3 separate regions of the Mus musculus genome follow, and regions 1 and 3 are each linked to region 2. Evidence: chromatin loops called from intact Hi-C (ENCODE). Cell type or tissue: heart. All regions are shown on one strand. Region 1 overlaps Pcca (propionyl-Coenzyme A carboxylase, alpha polypeptide). Region 2 has its middle 30 kb from the start of Timm8a2. Region 3 overlaps Tm9sf2 (transmembrane 9 superfamily member 2).

Region 1 (8,000 bases), 810 kb before region 2:
AGACAGGAATTAGATTGGAGAGGGGTCACTAGGCAGCTTCATGGTGTGTATGTTTTACTGCCAGGAAAATCCAAAGCGATTGTAGCTAAGGGGAGCAGAGAATACACACGTGCTTGGGAGATGATTCTCCTAACTTTCTATGCTCTCCATGACTTAGAAGCTTAAAAGTGCTTCTGAGTATATGATTCTGTTTCTGTCCTGTAGAATTCAGTTTGCAGTTTGGGTTCAAAACTGGCGTCTCCTCAAACTGCTTAAAAAGTCACTGCTATAAAATATGTAAATTAATTATTGCCACCATTTTCTGATTGTAAATCAGGGCATCCATAAATTGAAAATCTATCCAACAGCCAGCCTGGCTCTTCTGCAAGAGAAAGGCAGAAATGAATGTTGGGCTACAGGAAGCACCAGAACACAGGTACTCCAATGCCCAACCTATCCCTTTCATTTAGCATGCCTAAATGCTTCCGAGGTTTCAAAGCTGGTTCTTAGAGCAGTGAAAAAGACATCTGCCAAGTTCATGTGTGCCTTCCCCAGATTGGCTACGGACTCAACTGTACGAGCTTTGATAACAACAGGAGGCAGCAACTGAAGGTCTGCAGCAGACACCTGTATCTTTTGTCTCTTGGACCATGGTCACTCACCTGCCTGGGAATTCTCCCTAAGAGAAGCACAGACGAGGAAGAAAAGACCGAGGAAGAAAAGACCGTGGTGAAGCCTGGTGGCATTCTTATTGCTGCTTTCGTTTCCTGCCTAAGGCACTGTCCACAAAGGCAATGGTCACAAATCCCAACTGCCAGTTCCCAGTCTAGGGACCGGGTGGAGCAGCCTCATCTTGGGGCCCACTAAAATTAGCTGACATGCAAATGTGAACAGGTCGGGGTGGGGGGAAGAAACCAGCAACGAAAGCAGCAGTGGTCACTGATGTATAAGACAGAGATGTAGAACCTTCTGGGTTGCATCTCCCTAATTTTCCAAAGCAAGGAGGGGAATTATTTCTCATACAAAAATTAGATGAGCACATTATATAGCTTGAAAGAACCTTAACCTTTAAAAAAAAGTCTTATCTAGGGTTGGCTCTTTTTTATGAGCTTTTATTGTTTTATGTCTTATATGAAAAGGCTAAGGAAACAAATATGCTCATAACAGCTTTATTTTATTGTTTAAAGACAAAAGGAAAAATCTTGCAACAAATGTTTTATTTAGTCTAATTTTAACCCACAGGACACATGTATGGTGCCAACATACTCTAGGAATTTATTTTAAATATTTTTTGTTAAAGATAGAAGTTTTTTTATTAAAAAAAACTCAAATCATAACATTTTGTGAAAGAAGTATTATAGTATATGCTTAGCAGTATATCAATAGAAAAATTGACTTTTTTGTATGAAGATGATCACTATAAAAGTATTTCCAGAAGGCAAATAGAAAGGGCTTAGAAAAACTGTTCTATCAATTGTCTCCTGAATTAAATTTGTGATTTGTTTGCAACTTAGTGTTTTCTAGCATCCCTTCCACATACATTAAAGACCCCACTCTACCATCTTTTAGAAAGTGATTGCTGCTGTCCCTAATATTAAAAAATAGGTTGAAGCATTGGAAACTCTTGCTGTGTGTATCCTAAAGGAGTATTTTGAATAAATACTTCATTTATTTTGAATAACACACTTCAATTCCAGTGTTTAGAGCAGGGGAAGTGTTTCAAATAAAGCAGTTCTTAAACCTTCCTACAGCAAGCCCTATGAAGGCATTTAGCTGAGATTTGCTACTTAGAATTTTATGCAAAGGAGACCCATTATTCTGTATCAAGTTTTCTTAAAAGATCAGTACAAAGCTACAGGTTGTGGGAATTTAAACTGTGAACAAAACTGTAAAGAAAACCAAGAGTGCTTTCATGGCCTCAGTTGTGTTTCCTGAGAACACACAGGGATGGTTAACTTTCACTGGTAAAGTGGAGCTTCCCTTACCTCTCACACTCCACCAGCCCTCAGCCATTTTAACTGCAGAACTGCAGTTACAAGCAGCGTTAGCATTTCTTCTGACAGCTTCACTAAGTTCTCTACCGTGAGTCCAAGGAGAGGTCCTTGCCTTGTGACTGCAGATTTCGAGCAGAGATTCTGGGAGGAGCTGGCACACCCCTCACCCTGTGTCCAGCTTCAGTATTTGTGGTTCAGGACACTCTTCACAAATATTAGTAATTCAAGAGAAAACAGTTTTCCCACAGTACAGCAGCATAGAATATGAAAGGAAGTTCTTCCAGGAATAAAAAGATGTGTGTTGCACCTGACCAGCCAGCCACATGCACAGACACACAGCGTTCATAAAGAAGGTGAGTGTGAAGCCAGGAACTCTGGCTTCAGGAGTACTTACAGCAGGCCCTGTTCTCTGTACACATTCTGCAGCCATTCTCCAATACCCACACTGAATTGATAATGGGTGCTTTTAATCTGAGAGCTCCCTGCCAAGCAAGACTGGGTTTAGGCTCTTGTTGATCACTGGCTTTTCCCAAGCAAACTTGCTGACCACATAATGAAAAGTAGGAAGGGCAACAATAATGCCAGAAGACTGTATTTATTAAGAGGTAAGAAGGCTGCACTTGCACTGCCTTGCTTACCAGTTAAGCAATCATAAGTGGGTAAATAGAGCTAGGATGGAGCAAATGGGGGCAGCCTCCCAGGCAAGAGCTGACCCACACCTTCTGCCCATCTTGGTCTTAGATGTCAGAAAACTAGGATTGAAGGTAAATACCCTCTTATGAGGACAAAAAAGCACAAATGTGATGCTCTAATTATAGCCACAATTAGAACTGGCAAGCTGGGGCTGGCAGTATATAGACTGGGTGGCTTCCAGAAAAACAAAACAAACAAACAAGAAGAAAGAAAGAAAACCCCAGAGGGTAGAGGTAACCACAACCACAACAACAAAAAGCGAAAAAGGAAAAAGAAAAAGAAAAAAAAAAAAAACTTCACTGCTCACTAGCCTGCACATTTAGATACAAGATTTCACTGACTGCTCTGATAATATCTGATAATACAATGTGCATTTGTGCCTGTTAATGCCAAAACCAGTGAAGAGCCCATTTCCACCCCCCAATCCTGTATGAAAACCCTGGGAGCTCTGCAGCACTGCACAAGTCAGCCTCTAACTTTCACACCTCACCTCTCCCACCATCGCCTACCGCTGACCTCAGGTACTGCTGTCTGCAGGAACATCCGTGAAAGCAGCTAGGCAGAACTACCTGGCCCTTTGTGTTTTCTACAAAAGTAGATAGCTCTCCTGTATCACCAGGGGAAGATATTTTTAAGTCAGTTTCCCAGTTGAATGTTAATTGGGAACTAATGAACAATCCAACTTGATCATTCTTATTCTGTATTTTTCTAGAAGCCAATGTCCCCTCCATGGATTTTTCTAAGTGTTAACATGATGCTCTATCTGTATTAATAAAAAAAAAAATCAGGTGCTATCTCAACATAATGATTATAGAAAATTAGGCAAAGTCCAGTGGCTTCAGTCAGATTCACAGTAGAATTAGCACATAGCCCATGAAAGTGGTTCCACAAGTACTTAAGGGCCTCTGGGAATCTCCCAGTTGCATTTTCAACCATTTTTTACTTTTGCTTCTAAGCAGCTGATTGAAGAAAAAGAAAGAGAAAGAGAAAAAGAAAAAGAAAGATGTATGTATCCTACACATTTGTCCACAGCAAGTTATGGGACTGAGCAGATAAGGGATATAATATAGCTCTGCTATTAAAAAGTCAAGAATAAAGCTTCCAGTTATGAATTTCACTTTCCACCTTACAACAGTGGGCTGATTTTGAACAGATTATAGGATTAAGGCTTCCTTAATTTTCCTCCCCAGTTAGACATTTAGTTCAGAAATCCTGCAACTAGAAACCCCTGTCAGGGTTAATATGTTCTGGCATGAATTCCTCAAGCATGCTTCATATCTAGAGGGCCAGGGAATAAGGAACAATGCAAAGTAAATGTAAATTTTACAAATTTGAGAAAGAAGAGAATGTCTGTCCTCATTTCTATTCCACGCCCCTACACCCCCACCCCTACACACACACAAGTTGGGAGGAGGCACTGTCACCCACACAACTCAGATGTGAAGTAGGTATACAGAGTGAATGCACACCTGTACCATGAGCGTCCTGTGGGTTAGAAGAGGCCACTGGGAGCGTGCTCCTGTCGGTGCCATTGTTCTGTAGGGGAAGTCTGAGCCCAGCATATCCCTCACACAGAAGTACTCTTACCATGTCTCCAGGCTTGACAGAAACGGCCACCACCACTCCAGGCATCGGGGAGCACAGAGTGCTGCTGGTGTCCTTGGGCACTTTTTCAAGCATGAATTTGTTCAGCTCTGCAGCAAGCTTGGTTAAAATGTGCACTTTGTACTTGAAAGAGAAAAAGCACAACAGAGGTCAAATGACGAATATCATCTAAAACAGCACTTATTCAAAATCTGCTTTTAGCTTTAAACTAAAATTACAATAATATCCTTTAAAGTCAAACATTCTAAAACCCTCCACATAACATTATTCATAACGGAGACAGGTTTTTTAAAGGAATTACTCATGATTAATTAGTGATATATAAAAAAGTATCACAGATCTTTAAGAAAACCATCTCAGAACTTTGTAAAGGAAAACAGTAAGGATTTTGCTTGAGGAACACTGCCGAGTGAGTGAGAGATCGAGCAGTGCAAAGCAGAGGAACCAGATCCTTTGAGTCCCTCAGCCTCAGGGAAAAGGCAGTGACACCGAGTGCATACCAGTAGATGGCAGCAGATTGCTGTCGCACGCCTCCCACACCTCTGAAGCAGCTACACCATGTAGATTATTAAATAGAGACAAAGGCTTCAGTGTTCATTTTGAGAAAAGAAGAGAAAAGTCCTTAACGTTCAAATATTTCTCAGTGACATAAAATGTTATATTCACATCAAAATGTTTTTCCTTTTAGGCACATTACCATGTAGCCTTTTCTCATATGACAAGCCAGCTAGTAGAAAGACAAGATGTAATGAGAATATCTTTTGGGCCGAGATATGATAGCACCAAGATTTGTAAAACACGGAAAATGCCAGGCACATCAGTTTTCATGGCATAGCAAAGGTGGATGGCCAACAAGTCAATCTTAACATTTCTAATACAGACAATACCTACTGGACAGGAAACATCCCAGATAAATATATGAACCACGATTCGCTCTACCCAAACAGAAAATAAAACGCTTTGAGGTAGGGAATTGGTTTCTGGTTCCCACCAGATCCGGTCTCTCTGGGGAGGACAGAAGCAGCACCCACTGGGCAGCTCCATTTTGTTGGAGGAAAGCTGCTGTAACTCAAAGCCTCCTGTGGGCATCATGCTGGCAGGGAGGCCGAGGCAGAATCTGATTCCCACTTTGATTCTGCCTGGGGACAGTGGCACTCTCCAAGTGGCTCTTTACAGGGCCTATTTAAAGCAGGTGGGGGAGGCCCCACAGAAGAGCTTTGATAGCCTAGGTTCCAAGCAGATTTTCGACACTGTGACAGGTTGAATAATAACATCTTCTGGGTGTTTCTTTACTCCTGAGTGTGTGTTTTGCAATCAAGACATAGAAATGTCTGCCAGTTCCTGAAGGATATGATCCTTAAGTGAAATTACAGCACAAATAAAAGCTTTTTGCTCCTATTAAAATTCATCTGAGTCATAAATGACAAGGGAAAAGCAGGCTGCTGTCAGTCTGACGACACCCTGGGCAGAGGGACTACGCATCACCCATGAATTGTACTTCCAAGGCCCTCATTAAATCCTTGGGAACCAAGGGGGGACATAATTGGGCCAAATTGCACAGTTTTAGTATCTGTGCTCTATCTCCCTTGGAACAGAAAGTCCGGCAGCACTAGAGGCTCGTGTGTACCGGGCAGTAAGTCCAGCAGCACTAGAGGTACGTGTGCATCAGGCGGGTTTCATTTCTAGCAGCATCACTAGGGTGTCACTACTACGTGACCAGCTGGCATTCTGCCCCAGGGATTAGTTTTCACTGTAGCATTCAGATCTATTTTCCCCCTGGTTTTCTTTAACTTCAAAATATGAATTTAGGAAAAGTATATACTGAGAATACAATTTAACAGCTTTTCACCACAGCAAATAGGCTTAAGAACCAATACTTCAGCTATCTCACAACTAAGCCTCAATGTGAACAAAGCTAAGGCTGTCTTCAGACCATTTCTCCTGAGAGGCCCAGATCCTGACAAAAAACTGGGTCCCTTACTATTTTTATAACTTTCATATCTTCTAAATTCCTTTCTCTGTAGGGCCCCTGCTTTGCTTGGAAAGAGATGTAAAAGAGTCCAAAACTCAGTGCTTCAGACACAGCCTTTGTTATTGATGAGATGTTCCTTTCCCTTTTGTATTTGTTTATTGTTCTTAAATCTGTTTAGGAATAAATGACTTATTGTAATCACAAGTGAAAAATAACAAGGAGTGGATGCCTCAGGAGAGGTCTTGTTGAACATGGCTGACTCAGAAGTGACCTTTCTGATTAGGAAAAGAAGAGAGAGAAGCTACACTTCTTAAGGATACCTTTGATGTTGTCCTGATTATCACAGGCCATCTTAAAACAGCCTCTTGTCGGCCCTGCAGTTTGTATGTAGAGTCAAAAGTCTGAACCGGCCTCGTTGGTGCCGCACATGGGCCCATCCAAGAAGACATCCTAGTTACAACCATAGATGTTTCCTAGTGCCTGCTCTCCAAAAAGGGGGCCACTGCAGTCTGCACTAGGACTTACAGAGCTTAGCATCTGAACTGGGACTCATTGTTTTCTCTAGATTCTTGGGGAGAGGTGCAGTTAGCTAGCTGAGGATTCAGGAAAGGGTCTTTCTAGCAATAGCAGAGCTCAAGTCTACTTCTATGATGGGCACTTAAGTGTTTTCAGATACTGTAACTACGTAAGTTCAGGGGTGTGTCTGTGTTCATGCAAAGCACAGTGTTGATGTTTAAAAGGCTGGCTGCTAACAGAGAGAAGTATAATCATGAAGGAGGACAGTTTTTCATTCCGTGTGGGTCCAGAAGAACCAGGGTATGGTGGTGAAAAGGTCCATAAAGGTCAGCTCTGGACTCAGTAGTAAAACCACTTCCCTCTACTGGTTTTAGGAAGCTGTCTCCAAACCACTGTCATGGGAATGGAAAGTTTAAAAAAAAAAAAAAAAAAAAAAACACCTCACCAGGTAAATTAGAAAACAGGCTCTCTCTGGGAGCAGTTTAGATGGCTTCTTAACCCAAATGTGATAATCATAGAAGGTATTTGACCCAATTATGTAAAATCGCCCCCCAAGCCAAGACTCCAAACAAATCCATTTTATGCTGTCTATAATGTAAAAACATATCTAGTGAGAAAATGTCATCCAAACATTTAAAGAAAAGAAAGAAGAATCAACAGCAAACATGGGAGATACAATGAGAACACTGCACACAGCGGGCAGTTAGGAGGAGGGCCGTGGGACCAGCATAGGACCCACTGTGGCTTTGGGAGAGAGTGCAGGGTAGAACAGGAGAGGTTTCCAGAGTGATATGCTCTGCTGACTGCTACATCCTGCAAGCGGGCTGCCCACCTGTGGGAGAACATGCCTCAATCTATTGATTATATGCACGATTCTCAGTCAGCAGCTTTGGACAGAGAAGCACTCCATCCATGTATGATCAGCTCCAACCTGATGGGCTCTGTTATTTGTCTAGTACTCGAGGCAGGCCCCCTGATGGAGATTGAAGTCTGTGAATGCCTTTCCAAAGCCTCTACATATACAGGTGATTTTTCAAGCCATATACACAGAGTTTCCATGATTCAAGGGTGTGGCCTTTGAATATGAAGTCCAGTCTGCTTTACACAGCCTTCAGCTGCAGTTTCAGAGCCTGTGAGATTTCTCTTGGAGAAGGGCTGAGCTCCAATTTCCCTTCTAACTCATTCGTCCAGGTCCAATTATGAGCTCCATAATTGATTTGATTTTTTTATGTCAGCTGTTG
Region 2 (8,000 bases):
TTCCTCCCTTTCAGGAGGGACGGCCCCTGAACTTTCCCCCAATTAACTGCTCTGACCCTTTCAGGCCAGAACCAAAGGGAAGCCATTGTTCTCCTCACCAAAGGTCTGGACATAACAAGGGGGATTTTACATCTCCTCGGTCAGAGAATGAGGAACTGGTGGTACTTTTGGTTTCTCCAAATGTTCTGACTGGGACCCTAACTTCCAGCGATGGGGGTGGATGAAGGATAAGGGTTAGCCAGTGAGTAGCAAAGGGGAACTGGTCGGGGTGACAAGAAGAGCTGGTCACATTCCATACAGCCTTAACCACCTGGGAGTCTAAGGATCGATTCTTCAGGCAGACATCCTATTTCAGACGAAGACCATATGGGTCTTCACAAAGGGTGCAGGAGTTTTCCTGGTGAAAAAAACAGACACCACGATCATCATCCTCTAAGATACGTACCTCTCACATACGTTTCAAAGGGGGCTTGGCAACTCAAAATCCCTCCCATCACACACGACAAACTAACTTAAAGTGACAGGGACAAGCTTACAAGCAGGCAATACCTGTGACACGGCAAATCATGGGCAGCCACCACACACTCATTCACCTAACCATCCCAGGGTCTCAGTGACATCTCAACTGGACCCTGTGGTTGAATCTGACCTCTCCTGTGTGTCCTAACTAGATGGTGCCTTCTACAGACAGGAGTGACCTCCAGAAGTGTGCAGACAAGATGACTTTCAAATTTGGGTTGGCATAGGCAGGTACCTATGGAGCACTTGGCAGAGGGCAGATTTTTCTAAGGCCCTGAAACATCTCAGAGTGTGTTAACCCCTAGGAGTCCTCTCCAGTCAGTACATTCTTCCTGACTCCTGGGGGGGGGCGTGTCCTGGGGCCCCTAAATATCAGAATCCAATCTCTGGAGATATCTCTGGGGCCTCCAACATGTTGTGGAGACTCCCACCATTAAAGACTATTTGATCACAGATTTGAGCCTATTGAAAGTCTTTAGTCAGCTGGTGTCTACAGATGGGTAATTGAGACCCAAGTAGTCCTGAGCCTTTCTCAGGGTACACATTTAAGCAAGAAGACACACAGTCTCTTCAAGCTTAGTGATTTTTGTTTCTGTTATAGCTAGACGCCTGCAACCATCACCGCACCACCCAGCTTGTGAGGATCCCTCTGCCCACTGGCAGGTCCCATTCTCCCCCAGCCAGGATCCATGCTACCACAAACTGGCTTTCGCTCTCTACAGATTGTTCTTCACCAGACATTTGGAACTGAGGGATTGGTCACATCTCTCAATGGCCTCTCCACGGCTCTGTGCTCTGATCATCTCCTAGTGGCACGCGTTTGTTACTGCTCGCTTGTCCCACCCTGTGCCACACTGTGAGTGCTCCCTCTAGTCAGGACCATTTCTTCCCCCTGAGCTAAACAAGGCCACTGGCCACCCACAACAGGCCACACCAGCCAAGTTTTAACTGCCGGAATATTGTCTTCTTTTTCTGTGCTTCTCACTGGCCATGAACACAGGTGAGGGAGAGGGGATGGACAACTTCAACCCATGTGTGACAGAGGTCAGTGTGTGAGTATGCTTTGTGTGTGTTGAAATGCTGACATAAACAACTTAAAGGCAAAAGGGAAGATTTTTCATTTACAGTTTCAAAGAGCTTGGTCTGTACAGACTCTTGTGGTAGAAGAGGGTTGCTTAACTTTACCTGAGACCGTATATAAGAGGAATAGGAAGTGGTTAGAGACAAGAAACTAGTCAAGAACCCTCCTCTAGAGACCTACTCCCCCCAGCTAAACTCCACCTCAGGAAGTTTCTAGAACCCCTCCCCCAACAGTGCCACTATCAAGATGCCATGCTCCCCTTGCCCGAGGACTAAGTTCCAAACTGTAACTAACAGTGTATAAACATCCTGTCCCCTCGCTTCCATGGAAGACCACAGGCATGTGTTTTATGCTGAGGGCTGGATTGCTCTCTGTCCCCTGTTAACGACACATGAACTAGGCATGTCACCAAGGGCAGTAAGCCTGGCCAAGTCCAGACCTTCATTCTGCCTAATTATGAAAGGATGCAGATGATCGACAAGGCAGGTATTTCCTACCCAGGAGCCATGGCTGCACATCCTTGTGGAAGGAACTGGAGCACAATAATTTATAAGCCACAGGATGATTCTCTTTAAATGTTTTGTTAATAGGGTGAAAAGATGGCTCAGTGGTTAGGCGTACCGGCTGCTCTTGCAGAAGACCTGTGGTCTAGTTAAGGTTTCTGCTTGTGTGAAGAAACAATGTGACCACAGCAGCTCTTAATTTCTTCTTTTTTTAAACCTCTTGCAACTTTTTTAAGTTTATTTTTTAATTAATGTGTGAGTGTTCTGCTGCATGCACACCAGAAGAAGGCATCCGATTCCTTTATAGATGGTCATGAGTCACCATGTGGGTACCGGGAATTGAACTCAGGACCTCTGGAAGAGCAGTCAGTGCTTTTAATGGCTGAGCCATCTCTCCGATCGCAACCATGACGACTCTTATAAGGGAACATTTCATTGGAGCTGGCTCACAGTACAGAGGGTTAGTCCTTTATTGTCATGGTGGCACACAGGTAGACATGGTGCTGGACTGGAGCTGAGAGTCCTACATCTGGGTCTGCACCCAGCAGGAAAACAGTGACACCGGGACTGGCTTGAGTATTTGAAACTGCAAAGATCACCCCCAGTGACACACTTCTTCCAACACAGCTACACCTTCTAAAAGCGCCACTCCCTAAGGGCCTGTTGAAGTCATTTTCACTCAGACCACCACAACCTGGGTTTGGATCCCAGCATGTCACATGGTGGAATCAGTGCTGAACATCAAATCCTAAAAGCCTACATTAAGCACATGCCCAACTACTGAGCTACTGCACCCCAACTCTAGGCTATTCTTACTCGTGTGTGTGTGTGTGTGTGTGTGTGTGTGTGTGTGTGAGTGTGTGTGTTTTCAGATACACTTGCTTGGGATTCACTAGACGCCAACTGTCCTCTGTCGCTCTCCACTGTACTTCCTGACCCGGGGTCTCTCACTGAACCTGGAGCTCACTGCTTCAGCTACACTGGCAGGTGAGGCCCTGGGATCAGTCTTTTCCCTCCTCCAGTGCTGGGGTCCAGGCACCAGGCACTCACTGCACATGGCTTGGGCAGCAAGCACTTTACCCACGGAACCACTGCCCCAGCTCTGTTCTTTGTGTATCTGCACACTGCCCACTGTTCTACAGAACTTAGAAATTACAGGTAGCTCCAGCTAGAGGATATTTTGGTTTAAAACAACTTCAGTACCAAATGCTCATGCGATCACTGGGGAAAATGGTAGGAAATATTTAGTTCAACAAGTAAACAGGATAGCAGGCTTGAAGATGATTCCACATTTTGATCACAGTGCATTCTAAGAGTAACCTGAATTGAGAGAGGACGTTTCTGTATCTGTGCCTGAGTGAAACGCAGTAGAAGAGGTTGAAGTACCAGTCTTTGCACAGGTCCTCTGGTGCCCTCTTCTGATCAGATGTGGTACTGAAGCCCAGGCTGAAGTGGGTGGGCCCCTTGGGGTTTTGTAAGGGTCCCCCTCCCAAAAGGCCACACTTCTGTTAAACCTTCTGCAAGCAGACTAAGGACTTGGTCAGAACCTCATGACTGTGAGGAGATGAAATGTTGCAAAGTTATCTTGGGCTAGCTTTGGCCCCTGTAGTTGCTACTCATTGCAGATCTGTCTGACATAACACTCTTGTGACCTTCCAGTGTAGCCTTTGGGATGCATGAACAGACCACAAGCCTACATTGTCCCTAAGGTTGAGAATGTGACAGAGCATGCAGCGCTCCCTTCAGCATGGTGAGACCCACAGCAGACATGTCCCCATTTTGCTGTAACACAGGTAAACATGCCTCCACCAATGGATTTGGAAGAGCTTTAGGGGTTTTTCCTGTACTTATAAGAACATGCCATGTATGAACAGTATTTGGGGCAACTTGAATCCATCTTCACAGGCCTTAGTCATGCATTTTGCCTTCAGAATTAACTACTTCTTATTCCCTTTGAGGTGAGAACTGTACTGTGTGTGGATAGAGTTCTGGTAAAGCCAGCGGGACATTTCCTTGGAATAATGTTTGTAAATGCCTAAAGTAAAGCAAAGAGTGGATGAATTACTGTATGGAAATACAGAGACACTAGCACTGGAGTGCAGAATAAACGTGTTTGTGATTTAATAACTTATTAAACAATTAGTAAATTATAATTTCAAAGTTATGAGACATTAAACATAAAAAAGGAGAAATGTTCAGATCTCTATAGCAATGGCAATCTGTATGTAAACACCTGTGGTTTTTGCCAGCGGAAAAGCAGTAGAGGATGTGTTGAGGAAGTTCTCACAGCTGCCAATAACAATACACCACAAACAGGGTGGCTTAAAGTGAGATTTTCATGCTCCTGCTCGCCTGGGAGATGAAGTTCTAAACTCTAGGTGTAGTCAGGACCATGCTCTCTCCAGGGCTCCTGTTTCATCCAGCTTCCGGTGAGCCTGGGATTTCCATGGCTCATGGCTAGACTACTCCATCTTTGCTTCTGTCTTCATGGACTTGTCTATATAGCTTTCATTATGACACGGGACATCCTGAACGGTACCCAGGGAACAGCTATTTCAAGGCAATAAGCATTCACTGTGGTCACTGTGTCCTGCTGTGATCAGAGAGGATGCCCTCGCTGCTGAGCAGGATCCAGACAGCATTGTCAGGTAGCATGGTGCTTTGTGCGATCAACCCCAGGCTTCTAGCATTCCAGAGATCAAGGCAAAGCAGAGACATTTAGATAGGAAGAGTATCTTGTACTGAGGCTTGTAGAACTTGGTTTGGGTCTAGGATGTTGGGAGAATGAGAACCATCAAGACAAATATCAGATGTCAGGAACAGAATAAGATGAAATAAAACCCCAGAAAGATGTTTGATACATAGCTTAAAAGTTGCACTATTTTATTAAGTACACACACACAGAGCCACCTTGGCCATTGTAACATAAGCTAGGGTCATATGAAGAAGAGAACCTCGGTGGGAAAATGCTTCCACAATACTGGCCCATAGGCAACCCTAGGCATTTTCTTGAGTAGTGATTGATGTCGGAAGGCCCAGTCCACAGTGGACAGTGCCACCTTCAGCAGGCAGTCCAGAGATGTCTACGAAAGCAGGCTGAGCCCGTCATGAGGAGGGAGCCAGAGAGCAGCATTTCTTCAGTTCGTGCTTCTAGGTTCCGGCCCTACTCAGTGACTATAAAGTGCAAGATGAAATAAACCTTTTCCTCTCCAGGTTGGGTTGGGTCAGAATTTTTATCACAACAACTTCTCAAGAGGCACACACCACAGTGCTTTACTTTTGACGTAGGTGTTTGAGATTTGAATTTCAATTTTGGATGGCAAGTGAACCTTACTTACTCACTGAGCCACCTGTCCAGCCTGAAGAATTAAAAAAAAATTTTTTTTTTACTTTTTTGTTTTATGTGTATGACTTTTGGCTGTGTGTACATGGGCGCATCGTATGCATGACTGGTGCCAACAGAGGGCAGGAGAGGGCATCGGATCCCAGGAACTAGAGTCATGGGTAGTCGTGAACTGCTGTACCAATATGGAGAATGGTGCTCAGGACCCCTGGGTGAACAGCAAAGGGCTCTTAAGTGCTGACCTATCTCTCTCTCCAGCACTAACACTTCCCCCACCCCTGGTGGAGGCGGGGATTGACTTTTAGAGACAGGATCTCACTGTGTACCACTGACTGGCCTAGGACTTGTTCTGTAGGCCAGGCTGTCCTCAAATCAAAACCACCTGCTTCTGCCTCCTGAGTGCTGGGATTAAAGGGATGTTATTCTACCACCACTGTGCTCAGCTCTGGGTGATCTTTACTAACTTATTTTTGATGTGTAAGAGTTTCTCTGGTGGTGGCTACATGGCAGGCACATAGCCCAGGATGTCTTTGCCTGAATCCCCAGCTTCATATGTCACTGGATTCTTGCAGTTGCAATGCTGCCAAAGTCCTTCACTCATGTTATGGACCAGACAGATCCTGCAGTCTATTTGAAGTGTTTGGATCAGCTGTGATCCCGGCTGTGATATCCCAGTGATGAATGAACGTGGTGTCTTGTCAGGAGGCATTTCCTGACAGTTTAGTTCTGTTTATTTTTTGGTGGTGATCTAAGAAAATGGCCAGGTCTGGTGGCTCAGGTCTGTACTCTCAGCTACTCAGGAAGCTGAGGCAGGAGGATCACAAATTCAGTGCCCGCCTAGGGTACAGAGTAAGTTCAAGACTAGCCTGGGCAGCTGAGAGAGCAGTGTGCCCTCAGTTGGCTCTCTCTGTGGGAGCCCCAGTGTGTCCCTGGACTGGCTTTCTCCATGGGAGCCCTGGGCTTCTGCAGGGTCTGCCCTGGGCTGTCAAAGGTCACCATCTCTACTGTGTCACTACTTCAGTCTCTCAAATGGAGGATCCTTTTCATTCCACTGCTCTAAGTTGAGCCAGTGAAGTACTGTACCATTAAGCTATACCCCAGTAGACTTCATTAACTAAAAATAATTTTCTTTGCAAAGAATCCACACAGAGCTCGCTTTAGAGAAATACTGTTGTTGTTGCCTCGTGGGGTCAGTGGCTAAGAGCAAGGGATTAGCCCTGTAGTGAAGTTCTGGCCTGTTTCCTAAGCTGTGTGACTCATCCTGAGAAACAGCTTTCTAGTCTATATATGGAAATTCATCCAATGAAGTTCTTAGAGTATTTTTTTTTAAGATTTTAAATTTATTTTAGCTGGGTGGCGGCGGCACGTGCCTTTGACCTAAGCACTCAGGAGGCAGACATTGGCAGATCTCTGCGTTTGAGGCCCACCTGGTCTACAGGGTTCCAAGAGTGCCAAGGTTACACAGAGAAACCCTGTCTTGAAAAAAAAATAAATTTATTTTTTATTTTATGTATATGAGTGTTTTGTCTGCATGTGTCAAGTGTGTGCAGTACCGGTGTGTAGCACACATATGTGTACTGTATAGACATAGGTGTGAGGGCCCCAAAACAGGCCTTGGATCCTCTGAACTGTAGTTACAGATGGTTATGAACTGCTGGCTGGGTGCTTGCAACCAAATCCTAGTCATTTACAATACAGAAAGTTGTCTTAGCTGCTCAGCCTGTTGTAACTGATTTGTGAAAGGAGGCTTATAGAAGACTTCCCCAGCACACTGCCAGGCTACAAGCTGATATTACATTACCATCACAACTACAATAGTCAACCAATTACACTAAAAATACGGCTAACCAAGGAGAATCTGCTGCCTTCTCACAGTGTGCCCGCCATGCTCTGTTTCTGCCACCAGGGGGCATAGGATGAACCCAAAGTATTGAGAAAGCCAATCTGGTACTTCCCCTTGGGGGCAGTCTAAAGTTGCATGCCTGGGTGCCTCAGGGTGTATCCTGGATCTCCACTTCAGGTTCTAAAGGCCAGACTTTATCTGTGGCAATATTAGCTGCTAACTGCGTGTTTGCTAGGCTGTTAGGGAAGTCTGGGGTGTGTGTTTGTGTGTGTGCTTGCACATTTAAGTATATTCTTTTTTTATGTTCATATTCTTTTTTGTTTTATTGTGTTATTTTATTTTATTTATTTACATTTCAAATGTTATCCTCTTTCCTGGTTTCCTCTCTGCAAACCCCCCTATTCCATCCCCCTTACCCTGCTTCTATGAGGGTGCTCCCCCCCCCCCCCCCCCCCGCCACCTACCCACTCCCACCTCCCTGCCCTAGCATTCCTCTACACTGGAGTATCAAGTCTTCATAGAACCAAGGGCCTCCTCTCCCATTGATGCCAGACAAGGCCCCTTCAGCTCTTTCAGTCCTTCTCCTAACTCCTCCATTGGGGTCCCTGTGCTCAGTCCAATGGCTGGCTGTGAGCCTCCGCAACTGTATTGGTCAGGATCTGGCAGAGCCTCTCAGGAGACAGCTGTATCAGCCTCCTGTCAGCAAGCACT
Region 3 (8,000 bases), 67 kb before region 2:
ATGAACTAACCAGTACCCCGGAGCTCTTGACTCTAGCTGCATATGTATCAAAGATGGCCTAGTCGGCCATCACTGCAAAGAGAGGCCCATTGGACACACAAACTTTATATGCCCCAGTACAGGGGAACGCCAGGGCCAAAACGGGGGAGTGGGTGGGTAGGGGAGTGGGGGTGGGTGGGTATGGGGGACTTTTGGGATAGCATTGGAAATGTAATTGAGGAAAATACGTAATAAAAAATAAATTATAAAGAACTCAGTAGTACAGCTTGCTCAGCATGACCTAGACCCTATACCCAGTCTCCAGTAACACATGTTCACATGTATGTTCACATGTATGTTCACATGTATTACTCTCTGACTCAGGGTCCTAGGTAGAAAGCAGAGGGTCAGACTGCACAGGACTCTTTAACTGAGTTCAGGTACCAGTGTGGGGATCAAAAACAGGCGCTAGAATGATGGAGCTGCTCCAGCTTTGAGTAAAGTCAGCCCCCAAAATCCCTAACCCACTTTTAATGGCCCAAGTAAAATAAAAAAATTACTCAACTCAAATAAGAAAACTATATCCCATTAACCTTTCTCTAAAATAAGGATGAAGAATTTATTGGTTACAATGATCTGAGGAAAAGAAAAATCACCATTCACATCATAAAATTCATACAACTATAAAAACAAATAAAATATAGATCTTCAAAGGCCCTGGAAAAATGCCCAATGTATCATTAAACAAAACAAGCACACAGAGTCAAGTACACAATAATGTGTCAGCTTTTGCATTTTCTAACAATGCCTACCCTTTCACATTCACACAAATGCAGAAATCTGAAAACACGCATCACAAACAGTGCTGCACAGGAGAGGGCAGGCATAATAAATGGCTGACAGCACTAGACAACTCTTATTTGCTATTTAATATTTTTCTGTACCACTTGAGGGTTTTTCACAAGCTTAATAACTTAGAAAATAATCCTATCCTCCCTAAAGCAGCTTGGTACAAAGGAAGGTACTAAATGCACAGTAAGATTCCATAAGAATTCAGTACTTTTAAAGATCTTTCAAATTCTGAGGGACACATTTTATTTCTGCCAATTCTGCTTAAAGTCAAGCTATGTAGTATATAAACCTTCTGAAATAAAAATACAGTCAACTCAGCTTCAGTAAACCCACAACTGAGAATCAGTGTCTCCAAAACCAGAGTGGCCTGGGGCCCCGGACTACAGCCTAGAATTACAAGTTGCAAATTCCTGTTCATAATACAGACTTAAAATCATAAAACATTCCCAATTCAATGGTAAAAACTATTATTTAACAGCACTTTTCCAGTTGACTTTTTAAAGCAGTCACTGGTTTGTAACTGCCTTTACAAACTGCTTAGTAAATTTCACTAGTGAATACTTCCTAAGTTTGTAAACTACCTTAAATTGATTTTCTTATTAACTTATTCAGCTTTAAAATAGGACCTAGACTAACTGCGAAGATTAGCTAAAGATTTCTAGGTACCTTCCGGCATGGAAGCTACCAAGGAATAAATGCCTCTCTTCTCTCTCCTACCTGCAGTGTGTGAAGAGAACAAAGAGCCTTGCATATGCCAATCAACATTCTGTGACCAAGACAGCCCCAAACACCCTCGTCTCTGCTTCCATTATCTCTAGGACCCAGAGTCTAAACAATACTCGACACAAACTGCTAAGAAACTGGTTAATGTTGCACCATGGTTACAAAACATGAAGTAGATTTGATTTGTAGATGCTCTTCCCCACACCATAAAGTGCCCCACGGTAACTGCCAGAGAAGTAGAGCAGCAGGTCTGTGTACAAGAAGCACCTGACAGTCACCTGCTTTAACACTGCGCTGGCATGAACAGTTTGTTACACTGTATGTAACCTACAATTTCATCTCTATAGACACCGACACAGACATTTCATTGTCAGAGCCCCAACTCGAGCCTCTGTCTCACCAGTGATGCTGATAGTTCAGTAGCATGCTTTTTTTCAGGAAGTCTAACTTTTGTTTGTCTTCAGCCTTCTCTGTATTGTATGTTTTCGTACAAACGAGCTTACAGGTTTCCTTCTTATTAAACGTAAACTGTATAAAAAGAAAGTAGAAAGTACATTAATAAAAATTATGCAAAAAGATACAGGTTCTACCTAAGACAGCAGTTTAAGTTACCAGTCCTGGTGATAAACATAAAATGCACCACAGCTAACTCAGGGAGCTGAACCTTCAATTCGCTTCTCTATAAAGTCTCCAATTTTTCTTATCTAAGTGGATTTTTTTTTTTTTGTATTCTGCTAACTTCAATCTATTCATCCTCTACATGTAACTGTGACCTAGAAGAACAAGGCAGAACATTTCCCCATAGGTGCCTTCTACACTTCTGGAGCTGCTGGCTTCTAGTAACAAGAACCCAAGATTTCTGCACTATCGTCCAAGTAAACAGGAACCAATCAAGTGCCCCTATGTCTCCCTAGGAGACTCAGAAGTGACCACAATGCCACATTTGAATATCTAAAATTAAAGCAAACATGACCCTTTACTCAGGCTTAAAAGGCTGCTAATTCTCAGGATTCTAAATATAAAAAAGGTAAAATTAAAAATTAGTAACCAAATTTAAAAATTAGAAGTTCCTCCAATTTTGAGTCCAGAATTACTTAACCTCCCCCCCCCCCCCACTCACACACACACCACTCACATACTTTAATAATAGGTTCATGATGATGTACTGGGAGCATTTAAGTCTTAATTTTAAAAATGCAACTCATTGACTGGAGAGATGGCTCTGTCTGCTCTTTCCAGAGGGCCTGAGTTTAATTCCCAACAACTACATGGTGGCTCACAATGCAATGGGATGCAATGACCTCTTCTGGTGTGTCTGAAGGGATCGACAGTGTACTCACATACATTATATAAATAAGTCTTTAAAAAATAAAAATAAAACTGTGATTCATTGGGCTGAGGGGTGAGGAGTAAAGCAAACTGCAGAGCGAGAGGGCACGAATGAGGCTCTGGTTCAACATCCAGCACAAAAAAAAACAAAACAAAACAAAACAAAAAATACCCCCATATAAATATCTTCATATTTTCAGAAGGCTGAGACATATCAACTATATAAATAAACCTAATAATTTCTAATGTAAAAATCACATTTTGCTGAGCAGTGGTGGCGTACGCCTTTAATCCCAGGACTCAGGAGGCAGAGGCAGGTGGATCTCTGAGTTCAAGGCTAGTCTGGTCTACACAGTAAACTCCAGGATAGCCAAAACTACACAGAGAAATCCTGTCTCCAAAAACAAAACAAAAAAATTATGTTTTTCTAAATAGTCCAGTTGACTTGTCAGTTTTGATTTCTCTTAATATGCTGCAGTTTGGCCTCAAATTCAGATTCTTCTACGTAGGCCCCCAAATGCTGGGGTCCCTATAGGTGTGTTCTAACAGCTGGCTAGTGGCCTGCTTCTGTATGTTATTAACACCCCTACACCAACTTAGCTGAGGTGAATGTTTACGTGCAGCCCACTGCTGCCATCTGTCAGCCAACAGTTTAATTTTCACCACATCACTACCTCCATCTAAAACACAGCATTGTAGCATTATTTTGAACATTAAGGTTCATTTTTAAAAACTGAATAGTAGTAACACAAAAGTACTAATATGACAGAATGAGAGGCACAGATGTCCAACTTAGATAAGGAGAGACAGACATCATCTCTGCTAACAGCATCCAACAGTAAATCTTACACCTCAATCTAATAGGTGGGAACTGGATTTAGCTGTCTCAACTTTTGTACTCAACTGTAAAGGAAAAAAAAAAACAACAAAGGAGAAAGAGCGGGCATCTTACACGTGTGCATCTTATACGTGTACACCATAAGAAGCCCATGGGCCAACGTCAGACATCCTCTTCTATCGCTCTCCATTTTAGTTCTCAAACAGGTTGTCAGTGGACCTGGAGCTCACTGACTCACAGCTCCAGGGTCTCCATGCTCCCCCGCTGGACTACGGGTACATGTGCTAATGTACCCAGCTTCTATGTGGGTGCTGAGGCTGAGTTCAGGTCATTATGCTTATGGAGCAAGCACTTTACCAACTGAACCCTCCTCCAGTCCAGGTAACAACTGATTACAGAGCAACAGTTAACAGTCAAGGCTCATGTATTCCACCCAATAAATGGGCAAGATTGGCCTTCTCCACATGTTAGATTAGAAAATCAAGGCATCAGAGACACAAACTAAGAAATGCCCGTCAGGATATGACCCAAAGCGTTGAGCTATAGAAACAAAGCTTCTCTCCTTATGCTTAGTTAGAAATTCCGTATTTGAAATCATTGTCACTTTTTATTTTTATGTGTATGTCCATATACCACATGCATGCTCAGACAGGCCAGATGACGGTGTTGGATCCTCTGGGACTGGAGTTACAGATATCTGTAAGCTGCCATGTGGGTGCTGGGACTCAACCCGGGGTCCTCTGAAAGCACAGGGGTGCTTTTAACTGCTGAGCTATCTTTCCAACCCTCAGTACTTAAGTTTTGATAAATATTTAAAAATGTTACTAGCTAGCAAAGGAACCAACCCTCTTTTGTGACACTCAAGCTTAATTTTGCCCTATTTTACTTAATTGTATTATATTGTGGGGTGTATATGCATGCAGAGAGGTGTAGGTGTGCCCATCTGCACGTATGTGGTGGGCAGGAGGTGTCTTGTATCACTCTCCATATTATAAAATACACATCTTTAATTTTATCGTATGTCCATGTGTGCAAGCACTACAACAGCCAGAAGAGGGCATGAGATGCCCAAATTTACTCTTCTGTTCACTCCTGTTCATTTCTGTTTTATCTGTAGGAAATGAAAACCCCAGTCTATATCCTATTCCTTAGCTAATTCTTTCGGCTCTACTTTAAAAAAAAACAAGCTGATTCTAAAAGTCCAACTATGTCACAATCTCCCCCTATGGTCTAAACCACCATCAAACCCTATCCAGACAGCTGTGAAATCTCCTGACTGGGGTTTTTCTTTATACCCCCTCAGTCTGTTCTCAACACGCCTCAATAGTGAGTGACCATGTAAGAGCCAAGCTGATGCAACAATGTCCAATCTTGCTCAGCTGTGAAGGGTCCAAAGTTTGAGTCACTGTTGTTTCTTGTGGTGGTAAGGGCCCCAAGCATGCTGCAAGTGCTCTACCACTCAACTGGGCCTCCTCCTGTAAGAGCCGTTACTCTTGCCCTCATCTCTCACCAGCCCCTCTCTCTCATTCCTTGCTCAGGCTGTCCTCCTTTATCTCTGTACCTTCAACAGCCCAGGCAAGTCCACACCTGGGGACCTGGCATCTTCTGTCTGCCTCTAAAATACCTTCCCGAGGCACTTGAGTGACTTACTCCCTCACTTATTTTTAAGGTCTTGTATTCAAATGTCACCTTCTCAGTAAGTCTTACCTAAAATGACAAACACTCTGTCCACATTGTTTTAGTTTTGGAAGTTCTTTCCCAAGTAACTGACATACTGTATTCTTTAGTTCTCTCCAGTCTCCTCCTTGCCATCAAGACCAAAGAGCCACAAAGGCCAGGGATTTCTCTTGTCCTGTCCACTGTTATATTCTACATCTGTAACAGTGCCTGGGGTATACACAAGTAGCTAACCCACAAATGTTAGCCCAGTGAATGGATGCATCAGTGAGTGTTTACAGGTACATGGGGTTTTACGATCCACACACTGTCTTAAGCTGTACTTTTCCTGACCTAAACAAATGTCCCAGAAAAAGGTGACCAAGCAGCCTTTAGATGGGGACCGCCCTCTGCTGCTGGTTATCACTACTGCTTCACTACACACTTAAGTAGGGTAAAAATATCTGAAAATAAAGCACAGGAGGGTCAAAATGAATTAAAGTATATTGTCTAACCAGGCAGTGGTGGTGCACACCTTTAACTCTGGCACTTGGGAGGCAGATGTAGTGAATCTCTGAGCTCAAGACCAGCCTGGGTGAGCTCCAAACTCACCTAAAGAAGTGAATTCCAAAATGGCCAGGGCTACACAGAGAAACTCTGTCTTGAAAAATGAAAAACGCCTGGTGTGGCGGCGCACGCCTTTAATCCCAGCACTTGGGAGGCAGAGGCAGGTGAATTTCTGAGTTCGAAGCCAGCCTGGTCTATATAGAGTGAGTTGCAGGACAGCCAGGGCTACACAGAGAAACCCTGTCTCGAAAAAGCAAAAGAAAAAAGAAAAACGAAAAACAAAAAAGAGGGTGGGTAGGTTATAGCTCATCTTTTAAAATAAGTTCAGGTTTTCTAATCAAAGTCGCATTCCAAAATAACATGACCCATAAATTTGAAAAATCATTTATGGCTGGTTTAGAAAGAAAACTCTCATTGATGGCCCAATACCATGCTTTCATATGCTGTAGTCTTCAAGAATCTCTTTAAATTGGGAATCGAAGAACTTAACACTTTTTGGTTTGGAGGACAGGATCTTGCTAGGTAGCCAGGATAACCTGGGCCTGCCCTTAGCATCTCCACAGACATATGTGTCACTATGTTCTGTTTAACACAGATCTTGACCCTAAGTTTCTGTAGAATGTGAAAAATGTTGGGTGCACACCTTTCTCTATTTAAGAATACTTCTGCTCTACTTTACCTCAGCTCCCAGGGCAAGAGATTAAATCTAGGATTCCCAGGACCCAAGCAAGGGTCCTACGAACATTTAGAAATGTCAAGAATTGGCTCCTTCTACAGATAGCAACTGTTTGTTCTGTTTTGCTTTATTTGTTTTGGTTTGGTTTTCCAGTTTACTATTGTACCAAAGGCTGTCTGTCTCTGGCAGTGTAAGACCCTGAAGCAGAGATCTGCCTGTTTGCCTGCCTCTGCTGGGATTAAAGGCCTGAGCCACATCCACCAGGCTCTTTCCACTTCCTAAAGGCCAGCACTAAGTAAACAGACACGTTAATATTTAAGTTGTCTGTCTAATTTCATAGATATGCCTGACAACAGCATCCACTACAAATGAATGCAGTATCAAAATAATCTCTCAAATTCATAACAAAGAATTATTGCTTGATGCTCCCCATAAAGACACACTGAATTCTTCCCCAGTAACTTCATTTCGAAAGGTCTTCAACTGTCTTTCAAAATAATTTAAAACTGTTGTTTTTTTAGAGCAGAGAATTGCAGATTAGATTATTTGAAGACAGAGTTATGACTTAAAATGAATCTGTAGGGGTTGCAGAGATGGCTCAGTTGGGAGCACTGGCTGCTCGTCCAGAGGACCCAGGTTTGGTGCTCAGCATCCACATGGCATCTCACAACCATCTGTAGCCAGTTCCAGAGAGCCCAATGCCATTTTCCTGCCCCCATAGCCACTGCACAAACATGGTACAGACATATATGCAAGCAAAAACACCCATACACTTAAAATAAAAACAAATAAATCATTAAAAAAAACAACACCGTAGTGGATAAATGTATGCAGTGTTTATATCTTCCTGCCCCTGAGGCTTCACAGAACGGGTTCTGCATGGAGGGGAGTGAGATGGTACTGGGACCAATGCAGACCCAGGGATTAGCTGGGTGGATGCTCCACATAACAAAGTGCCAAGAAGAAGAAAGTGCCTGGTGAAAAGAAGGCCAGATTGCTAAGGGTAGAGTCTAAGCCACAGAAAGAAGAATGGGAAGCCAGGAGAGGCAGCAGTGAGCTGAGGAATACATGGGGGTCGAATGCCATCACAGGAAAAGTTCTAGTAGGGTCAGATGCCCAAGGAAGCAGAGAAGGAATAATGCAAAGTACAGAACACATTAAAATAAATGTGTGTACATTATATATAAATATATTAATACACTAAATAAGTAACAATCTAATAGTATTTATAACAACTTGTATGTGTGTACAAATCTTCAGAAAATGCTAAAAAGAAACAAGTAGAACTAAGGGAGAAGAGAGACTTACTTTTCGTTTTATAGTCTTCCACACCACTAAACTATTTATACAGTGATGTGTTATAATTATAAATGTCTTAAT

The links. Peaks named below come from ENCODE experiments on the same cell type or tissue, not always from the same donor. Only the 100,000 strongest peaks of a DNase experiment are listed, where the experiment ranks them.
Region 1: a loop joins it to region 2, with 9 times the contacts of the local background. A loop is called at or near these places in 7 of 42 quality-filtered maps.
Region 3: a loop joins it to region 2, with 5 times the contacts of the local background. A loop is called at or near these places in 17 of 42 quality-filtered maps.

What each region holds. Positions count from the first base shown.
Region 1 is chr14:122,873,158-122,881,157 of GRCm38, reverse strand. It overlaps Pcca (propionyl-Coenzyme A carboxylase, alpha polypeptide), which reads right to left. Exons shown (of 24, transcript NM_144844.2): 22 at 4,254-4,394. Among named protein-coding and RNA genes, the nearest start is that of Gm46488, 34 kb to the left of the region's middle. In heart, a CTCF peak has its summit at 4,777 (motif pointing right); a DNase peak (open chromatin) is centred at 4,777; H3K27me3 peaks cover 228 bases.
Region 2 is chr14:122,060,248-122,068,247 of GRCm38, reverse strand. No RefSeq gene overlaps it. Among named protein-coding and RNA genes, the nearest start is that of Timm8a2, 30 kb to the right of the region's middle. In heart, a CTCF peak has its summit at 7,353 (motif pointing right); DNase peaks (open chromatin) are centred at 3,527 and 7,357; H3K27me3 peaks cover 5,929 bases.
Region 3 is chr14:122,127,362-122,135,361 of GRCm38, reverse strand. Tm9sf2 (transmembrane 9 superfamily member 2) reads right to left here. Exons shown (of 17, transcript NM_080556.3): 4 at 1,955-2,082. Among named protein-coding and RNA genes, the nearest start is that of Tm9sf2, 24 kb to the right of the region's middle. In heart, a CTCF peak has its summit at 4,766 (motif pointing right); no DNase peak of the experiment used is centred here.